2 separate regions of the Homo sapiens genome follow, and region 2 is linked to region 1. A link is an interaction called in ENCODE POLR2A ChIA-PET data of the cell type or tissue named here. Cell type or tissue: MCF 10A. All regions are shown on one strand. Each heading gives the region's core, and the rest is flanking DNA. Links, peaks and the distances in the headings are about the cores only.

The links. ChIA-PET counts read pairs that join two places held together with the same protein. Peaks named below come from ENCODE experiments on the same cell type or tissue, not always from the same donor. Only the 100,000 strongest peaks of a DNase experiment are listed, where the experiment ranks them.
Region 2: POLR2A ChIA-PET joins it to region 1 with 11 read pairs; 2 of 35 experiments call an interaction of 5 or more read pairs at or near these places.

What each region holds. Positions count from the first base shown.
Region 1 is chr10:122,305,599-122,310,490 of GRCh38, reverse strand. It overlaps BTBD16 (BTB domain containing 16), which reads right to left. Exons shown (of 16, transcript NM_144587.5): 10 at 3,183-3,302. Among named protein-coding and RNA genes, the nearest start is that of BTBD16, 37 kb to the right of the region's middle. RefSeq lists an enhancer at 2,483-2,552. In MCF 10A, for the core only: no CTCF peak of the experiment used is centred there; a DNase peak (open chromatin) is centred at 2,320.
Region 2 is chr10:122,466,645-122,471,536 of GRCh38, reverse strand. All of the region lies in intron 1 of HTRA1 (HtrA serine peptidase 1), which reads right to left. Among named protein-coding and RNA genes, the nearest start is that of HTRA1, 7.5 kb to the right of the region's middle. In MCF 10A, for the core only: no CTCF peak of the experiment used is centred there; a DNase peak (open chromatin) is centred at 2,256.

The sequences.
Region 1 (4,892 bases), core at 314-4,313:
GTGACTCCCTGCAGTCTCCCTCCACCTCCACAGGGAGCAGAGGTACCTCGGGGCAGCTGGAGCCCTCCGGCCACCAGCCCTGCTAGGCCAGCAGCTACAAAGCCTCCGCACTGTTGCTGGTCAGCCCTGGGGATCCTCGGCAGGGGATGGCAAACATGGACCCAGGGCGCCACCAAGCCTGGCTCCTGCAGCCAGGATAGACACCGCTAATCTACTGCGACATTCTTCTTCTCAGAGCCTACAGAAAAGCTGAGAATCCTTCTTGGGCTGGTGCACTCAACGGGCACCACCCATCAATAGAAACGGAAATGTGTCTGCTATCTCAATGTTGTCAAGTTGCCACATGCATGACATTCTCTGAATTTTCCATCAGCATTTAAGACCCACTTCTGTGAGAAGAACTGAGCTACATAAAAATGGACCCAGCACGGTGGCTCACGCCTGCAATCCCAGTGCTTTGGGAGGCCGAGGTGGGAGGATCACTTGAGGGCAGGAGTTTGAGACCAGCCTGGCCAGCATGATGAAACCCCACCCCTACTAAAAATACAAAAATTAGCTGGGCGTGGTGGCACGTGCCTGTAGTCCCAGCTACTTGGGAGGCTGAGGCACTAGAATTGCTTGAACCCAGGAGGCAGAGGTTGCAGCAAGCCGAGATCGTGCCATTGCACTCCAGCCTGGGCAACAAGTGAGACACTGCCTCAAAAAAAAAAAAAAAATGTACTCAGCACAGTGGCTCATGCTTGTAATCCCAGTGCTTTGGGAGGCCAAGTGGGAGGATCACTTGAGACCAGGAGTTTGAGATCAGCCTGGGCAACAGAGTGGCCCTGTTTCTACAAATAATAATTTTAGGCTGGGCGCAGTGGCTCACGCCTGTAATGCCAGCACTTTGGGAGGCCGAGGCGGGTGGATCGCGAGGTCAAGAGATCGAGACCATTCTGGCCAACATGTTGAAACCCCATCTCTATTAAAAGTACAAAAATTAGCTGGGTGTGGTGGCGCTTGCCTGTAGTCCCAGCTACTCAGGAGGCTGAGGCAGGAGAATTGCTTGAACCTGGGAGGCGGAGGTTGAAGTGAGCTGAGATGGCGCTACTGCACTCCAGCCTGGCGACAGAGCGAGACTCTTTCTCAAAAAAAAAAACAAAAACAAAAACCAAAAAACAAACAAACAAAAAATAATAATAGTAATAATTTTAAAAATTAGCCAGATGTGGCTACATGCTCTTGTAGTCCCACCTACTCAGGAGGCTGAGGCGAGAGGATCACTTGAACCTAGGAGTTTGAGGCTGCAGTGAGCTATGATCACGCCACTGTACTCCAACCTGGATGACAGAGCAAGACCCTGTCTCAAAAAAAGAGAAAAAAAAGTCTGACAGAGACTCACAGTCCAGCAAGGTGCCAGGCAAGTTGGGGCAAGAGAAAGGATCATAAGCCCTTTGTTGAAGCTGCTTATGATGTCCCTGGGAGGGGCAGGACATATACATGAACTGAGGGGTTCAGCAGGGGCTGGGCAGAGCAGCTCTGGTGGGTGGCCCCCATCACGGATGGACAGAGAGGAGGCAGAGCAGGCAGGGACTGGGGGAAGCAGGAGCACCCAGAGCAGACCCCCAGGTGAAGGAGCCCGGGGCTCAGGAGATGCATTTGGGAGATGGAGGCCAATGACAAAGACACAACTGCGAGGTGCTACCACCCTGGAGCAGCTGAGCTGGGCAGGAGAAGAACCATCCACAGTGCTAAAAGTGGGCCACAAGGTCCTCCATGATGACAGAGTGGGCCTGGACAGTGTGCAGGGGAGAGCATCCAAGCCCTACACTTTCCCATCTTTTCTCCCAGTCTGACCCAAAGCTCGCTGGAGAAAGGAGAGGGCCAAGCAGGGAAGGAGGGAGGTTGGGGAAGGGACACAGCAGGCTCTGGCTGTCTGGAGCCACCCCCACTCTACATTGAGAGGACTCTGGCCCCTGTTGAAAGATTTGTCATCACTGCTTAGGTCGGGGCAATGACATGACTTGGAAAGAAGCAAATGGTTTCCAACGAAGAAAATTATACAGGATCAGGGGGCTTGGGGAAATGCATGGCGATGTGAGGTCTGGGACAAATCAACGTAGATTCGAAAAGAAAATGGAAAAGCTGTGGTGGTGAGAAACACCCCTGTGCCTGCCACTCCAGGGAAGAGCTGTGGCGTCTCTGGCTCAGGAGTGCAAGCAAAGGCCTTGGAAACAGCAACTTTGGCAGGGGGCCCACACCTTAACTCCCTTCTCCTCACTTGCTTCTTCCATATTAAAAACACAGCTCTAATGAATCACCACATTCTAGCTCTTTTTCCTATCTCCCAGTGCTAAGACGTTTCCAGTAGGAGAGCTGACCTGGAGCCAAACAGCAATTCCTCCTGGTGTGCATGACTCATTGGAAAAAGTGTCTCATAGGCTATTAAAAGAGTGGGGGAGGGCGGGTAAAACATTTGGGTTCAAAGCAAATTATATGGAAACTAAACACAGTACATATAATTCCGACACTGAATGCTGCTTTCCTCAAATAACAAGACAGAGAAAGAAGTGGGCTCTTTACTTAACGCAGCGCACAGATGTTCTGTTCCAGAAATGAATTACGTGCTTCAAAACAATGCAAATGAAACTTGGCTTAAACAGGTCACTACGTGAAGACGTGTTTATCTGCTAAACTCACACATGCAAAAGAAATGAAGCATCTTTACTTCCACTTCCTTAAACTCGCCTCGTCATGCTTGGAAGCCCTCATTCCTGAGGCTGTGGGGACCAGAAACACAAACCTAACAAGGTAATACCACCAGTTACTTCCACAGAAAAAGTGAGTTTTATTCAACCTAAGAAAGCTGATTTTTTTTTTTAATGAAGTTTTAAAGGCCAGGGTAGTGTGGTCATTTTCCTGAAGAGAGGAGTACCTTTTGCCTCATGCCTGTTACTGGACACAGCAAGTTCCCAGAAGCACCTGATTATCTCATAGTACAACACCTACATGTTGTTTACTTTTCCAGGTAATTTGGTGGTTTGAAAGCATCCTATAATCTTAGGCCCTATTAAAAAAACAGTGCCCTCTGAATGATGCTATGAAAAATTATATCACTGATGGTTTTCCCCCGTGATATTATGAGCAGTGTTTGTACATTTCAGTATTTGTGTATTTCATCAATCAACACTAAGTTATATTACCTCTTAAAAAATGTCATCACGGTTTCATAAGTCGGAATTGCCTGAATCTTGTAGTTCAGTTGCAAGAAGACCCACAAAAGCATTGTTTTCAGAAGATGGAATTCACTAAAGGTAAATAACCTGGCCAAAATAAAAAGATTGAGAAGAAATTTCAGAAATAGCACAAAATCACGCTGCTTGTAAGAAGCTGGTTAGAATGAGTTTGGGAATGAGGTGACACCACATTTGAGTCTGAAGGTAGCCTCAGACATCAAGCAGGTAAACAGCTTACTCAAGGCCACTCAACTGGGAAATGGCAGAGCTAGGATTTGAATCTCAGCAGCCTGACACTAGGGCCTGTGTTTTCACCCACCCTCTGTGCCCCGCAAAACAATGATCGTCATTTAATGAGCTCTTACTATGTGCCAGGTGTTCCCAAGATGTTTTCTGTAGATTTTTTCATTTAATTCCACACAACCATCCTGCAAAGTTAGGATATAGTCCTTACTTTTATAGATGTAGAAATTGAGATTAACCCTACATTTATTTAAAATTTTAGTGTTTTGTTCATCATGGCATTTTTTGGCATCAATTTTAATTCTAATATATTACACTAAAATAGACTGCATCTCGATGACTAAGTTTTTTCATGCTCCCTTAAATTTCGCACCAAGGTGCCTCACTCACTTCACCTTAGCTCTGGCCATGATTGAGGGCTGAAACCTGAATAACTTATCCAAGGTCACACAATTCTGGGCTCAGACCTGGGTATAGGGCAGGTTAGAATCTCAGTTCCTCACCAGACTGGCTGTGGAACCTCCTGTGAGTTGCTTAACTGCCCCGCAGCTGCAATGTCCTCATCTGTGAAAGTGTGATCACAGCAGCTGCTCAGAGGAGAGTGGTACAGAGTGGATGAGGTGAGTGGATGAGTTTCCTATCGCTCCAATAACAAATTGTCACAAACCAAGTGGTTCGAAACAACACGAATTTATTTTCTCATCATTCTGGAGGTCAGAAGTACCAAACAAGGTAAGATCAAGTTGTCAGCAGAGCTGTGTTCCTTCTAGAGGCTCAAGGGAGAATTGTTTCCTTGCCTTTTCCAGCACCTAGAAGCCACCCACATTCCTTTGCTTATGGCCCTTTTCTCAGTCTTCAAGTCAGCAGTTCAGCATCTTCAAATCTCTCTATGGTTCTGACTCTTTGGCTTCCCTCTTCACATTTACAAGGTCCTTGTGATCACCATGGGCCCACCCAGGTCATCTAGAATAAGCTCCTCATTTTAAAGCCCGCGGACACTATTCACAATAGCAAAGACATGGAATCAACCTAGGTGCCCATCAGTGGTGGACTGGGTAAAGAAACCATGGTACATATACACCATAAAATACTATACAGCCATGAAAAAGAGTGAAGGCATGTCATTTGCAGCAACATGGGTAGAGCTGGAGGCCATTATCCTAAGCAAATTGACACAGGAATAGAAAACTAAATACTGCATGTTCTCACTTGTCAGTGGGAGCTTAAACATTGAGTACACATGGACACCATTAAGGGAACAATAGACACAGGGCCTACCTGATGGTGGTGGGTAGGAAGAGGGCGAGGATTGAAAAACTATGTATAGGGTTGTACTGTTCTGTTGTTGAATTGCTACAAAGAAATATCTGAGACTGGGTAATTTGTAAAGAAAAGAGGTTTACTTGACTCACAGTTCCATGGGCTGTACAGGAA
Region 2 (4,892 bases), core at 425-4,424, 160 kb before region 1:
TTTACAGGTAAAGTGGTGTCCTTCATCCACAAGATGCATGCAAACAGGGAGTTGATGTGGTCAGAGATGGGTGTGAAAGGTCGGAGCAGAATGATATTTTTCAGAGGACAGAAGGACTATATGTTTGGCCAATGATGAGAATTCCATGGGAACAGACTGTAAATGACAAGTGTCACAGAATCCCACAGACAGAACGATATCCAGGCACATGGTCCTTCCCAGATGCTCTCAAATCCTCACTCTTCCTCCTGTGCGTCTTCTGCTATTATCAGACTTTTCCTACTGGGTTTCATCCAGTGGGGCTAAACCACACTGGGCTATATTTTTCAGAGCCACAAATGCTGGTGGAGAAAGGTCAGACTGGGATCTGAAGAACCTCAGCTCAGGCCATTTCCTGACCAGCAAACATTAAACAGAAAGTCGGCCTGAGAAGAACACAGGATGCAGGCCACCCCAGGAGGAGCGTGTGCTCTCCACGGTGCAGGCAGAGACGGCTGTTTGCTTGGTATAATGATTGGGATGCTGATGTTCTGGACCAACGCATCTGCCCTTGGACATGATGGTAGTGAACCCTGCATTTGGCCTTCCTGAAACAGAGGGTCAAGTTCAGTCACTTTGGCCAAGAGCTATCATGTCTCAGTAGGACAAGAGAACATGCCCAGAGGAGACCCATGCTTTGACACCCAGGAGGCATTTTACTATTTCCATCCTTCTGGCTTCACTATTCTTGGTGTTGGCTCTATCAGGAGTCCTGGAAGAGTCTGGAATTGCCAACTAGAGGTCCTAATCTCTTACAGCTTCAATGCTTTAGGACTCCTAAAGCACTGAAGCTTTAGGAGTTGACAAAGCTCCTTCATATTCCTTGTATCATTGGACTTCAGTGCTTTAGGATTCCTAGCACTGAAGCATTGGGAGTTGATAAAACTCCTTCATATTCCTTATATCACTGGACTTCAATGCTTTAGGATTCCTAGCATTGAAGCTTTAGGAGTTGACAAAGCTCCTTCATATTCCTTATATCATTGGACTTTAATGCTTTAGGATTCCTAGCACTGAAGCATTAGGAATTGACAAAACTCCTTCATATTCCTTATATCTTTGGATTTCAATGCTTTAGGATTCCTAGCACTGAAGCTTTAGGAGTTGACGAAGCTCCTCCATACCCCTTATGCCACTGGACTTTCACAGTATCCTGCTGATGTCTCCTAGGCAGCATCATTGTCCCCCTGTTGTAGATGAGGAAACTGAGGCAGAAGGGAGTCATCCCAAAGGCCCAAATGGGGCTAGGACCCAGGTTTTCTAACTCTAGTGGTTCATCATGGAGACCGCAATTCAGTGTTTCAGAATAGACTCAGGAGACGTCAACACTTCTCTTTCAGGAATTGATAGATCAGTAGGCAGAAAATCAGGAAGGATACAGTTGACCTGAACCGCACTATCAATCCACTAGACCTAAGTGACATTTATAGAACACTCCATTCAACAATGACAGAACACACATTCCTCTCAAGCACACAGGGAACACTCACCAAGACAGACCACATTCTAGACCAGAAAATACACCCTAACAAACGTAATAGAATAGAAATCATACAAAATATATTCTCAGCCCACAATAGAATTAAACTAGAAATTAATAACAGAAAGATAGCTGGAAACACCCACCAAATATTTGATGAATAAACAAAACATTTCTAAATAACACTTGACTTAAAGAAATCTGAAGAATAGTTTGGGAGTGAAACAGACATGGGCTCAAATCCTGGCTCTGCCTCCTTGCACTGGCTGGCCTTGGACAAGTTACAGCTAACCTCTAGGAGCCTCTTCTGTGGCCTCAGCTAGGAAGCAAGGATAATGCCCTGCCTCTCTGGGTGGCTACAAGGTAAGAACAAAGCAAGGCCCATAACACAATGAGCACAGTGCCCAGCTCCCACAGAGCACCCAGTGGCAGTGGCTCTTTGGGTCACTGTTCTGTTTGATGACATTTCCCACTGCCCTAACTGTCCTGGAGAATACAATATTCCTGTATAGCTCACTCTGTGCCACAGAAAAGCAGATGTGACCGCTGAACATTGAGGCTTCCCTCCCCTATGTCTAGCTGGCAAGATTGCCCATCTGCCTGGGCAATCCCAACTGTGTCCATCCGTCTCCATCAAGTGGTGACTGCACTTAGAAAACTGGCACCAAAGAGACAGCTCTTCTTAGTCACAGGATATGAGATGACTCATGTGTTGGAAGATCGGGTAAAATCTTGCCCAAGACTATGTGAGAAGGAATTCTACGGCGAATCTCATCAAACTTTGAGAAAAAAAAACAGCTCATCACAGAGATAGGCCTACCATCTTTATTGCACAACTAATGAAAAAGATGTTCCTGAGGTTTGAAAATATTGCACAAGCCTCTGACTCATTAGGACTGAGGTTGTTCAATTTGGAAATTATCAGAAACTCCAGCCACAACAATATGCCCTCGGAGACTTTTGTGTGCACAAGGAGACATAATTATCCTGTGGCGAGGGACCAGCTGCTGTCACGGGATGCTGCGGAGGATTGTTTTTATGAAACGTGCTTATTCGACAATTTGTCCTGGAATCTAAAATAATAGGGTATCCATGGACTCCCAAATTTGCCTTTTTTTCCTTCCTTAAGATGTGACAAATCTTTCCTTGTGAGGAATTCCCAGTGCATAGAAACCAAACCAAGCATCATTCAAGAAGGTGCCAGGGCTTCTATAAACTGCCATCTCCTGGGTGTCACAAGCTCCAGGGAGAGTTAACGAGATGACATCTGTAAAATCCCAGGCAGTCCAGACATGCAGCTCTTAATTCAAGAGAAGCCACACACTGGTCACATGATATAGGCAACAACTGGGACCTCAAAGGGTGACAGGCAAAGTGACTTTGGATACCTCTGCCCAGAGAACCTTTTCCAACATATTAGATGGCAAATTCCGAGTCAGCTCCCGGACAGAAGTCTCACATCACCCTCCTTCTCTGTGAAGATTTCCTAACCCACCCACCCACCTCATCCCCAGGGAGACAAGAGTGTCCCAGCACTCCTCCCACACAGCTGACTCCTTTGTCAGTGCCTTGAAGATGATGATGATGATGATGATGATGATGATGATGATGATGACAATGACAACACGCTAATATTGCCTGAGTTCTAGCAATGCATCAGGCACAGTGCTTTGCGTTTCATATAAGGAGGTCCTTCCATTCTGCAATGCCCTAAGAGCTACGTATGTATCTGCTATTACTTCTCTTATCTTACTGATGGGGAAACTGAGACTTAGAGATGAAGTCACCCAAGAAACACCACACATCCAGAAAATGGCAATCCGACTTCAGAAGCCCAGCCCTTAAGCTGAGCATCATACTATCTACCACGAGTACCTTGAGATCAGGGGCCACCAGCCCTTACCTCTGAGTCCCCATACCTGATACACTTCTGAGCACACAGTAGGTGTTAAATAAATGCTCTGAATGAATTTAGAAATGGAACTCTCAGCACTGACTCCAAAAACTGAACTCTGCATCTTTCCGGCAGTGATGGACATGCCTCTTCGCAGCCACTTACTTCTGTCCTGAGGCGTGTTGTCCTGGCTAATGTCCCCCTGTGGTTCTAGGCACACGTCACCAAGTAGTGCTGAATCACTGTAACTTCCATGCCACTTCCAGGAGCCTTTTGGAAACACATTCAGAATGGCTACACTTCTCGGTTTCTCTATTAATAGGATTTTTCTCTTTCTTCTTTTTTTTTTAACGGCAGAGAAGGTGGAGAAGGAAAAGATGAAATGACACAAGGGTATCTCACTTCAGATGACCCAAAGGCCTTGGAGCCCCAGGGAAGGAGCAAGGGGTATGAGTCTCGTGGAAGCTCATCTCTTGGAGATGAACATGTCACCCCTGTGGTCTCCCGGGGACTTCAGCAGCCAGTACAAAGCTGAAACACAAAGCAACCAGGCTCAAGATGGATCACATCTATTCGATGCCAGCCTTGGCTTTAACCATCAATAATTTAGGAAAAAGAAGTAGCTCATAAGGAAGCCTCCCCAGGCTTTAAATTAGGAATGAGGTGACCACAACCTCCTCAAAGACTTGTTTTCTTAGAAAAATCCCAGACCATTCTAGTTAAAAGGAGCCTCAGAGATCAACTGGCCCAATCCCCTCACTGCCGAGGCTCCGAGAGGTCGAGGGAGCTGTTACCTGGTCAGGTAACACCCCAGGAAGGGCCAGAGCCGCTTGCCCTCAGCCCCTCCGCCCCAGTTGGCCTTCCAAGGAACCCTCACCCACTGCCAAGCTTACTTCTTCTTCAAATTAAGCCTGACCAGAGCTATTTATTCACTTGAAATATAAGCTCATGGAAAGTCTGATTTCTGAATCCAAGGCATGAAACTCATCCAGGATCACACAGCTCCAAACGGAGAATCCAGCCCCAAAGCGGAGGCCATCAGGCTTCTGACCACAGTTAGCTCATGGTGCCCGCCACCATCACTTACTCAATGCAGTTATTTTAAGTTCCAATGCAACCCATTTACAGCTCTCTCAGTGGAATGAAGTAACTCAAACACTTGGTTTTTGAGCTTGTTAACTTCCTAATTTTATGAAGCCTTAATATTTTAACTCTTTAGCAAAACCAACAGAGCAATAAAAGAAGGCAGCCGACCAGAGCAGGCAGAGACTCATAAACTGCTCAAAAGACCTCCAAGTTTCCAAGTTTCAGGTGACTAAAAGCTGGAGACTCACAAATGTTTCCACCCACCCTGCCCTAAGATGAAGCTCAGGTCCCTGGCACACTTGTTTTTTAACTGACAAAAGGTGTATTTGAATTGCCAATAGTGAAAATGACTCTCGAGCAAACTGCCCACTTTAACAATGGAAAAATACAACC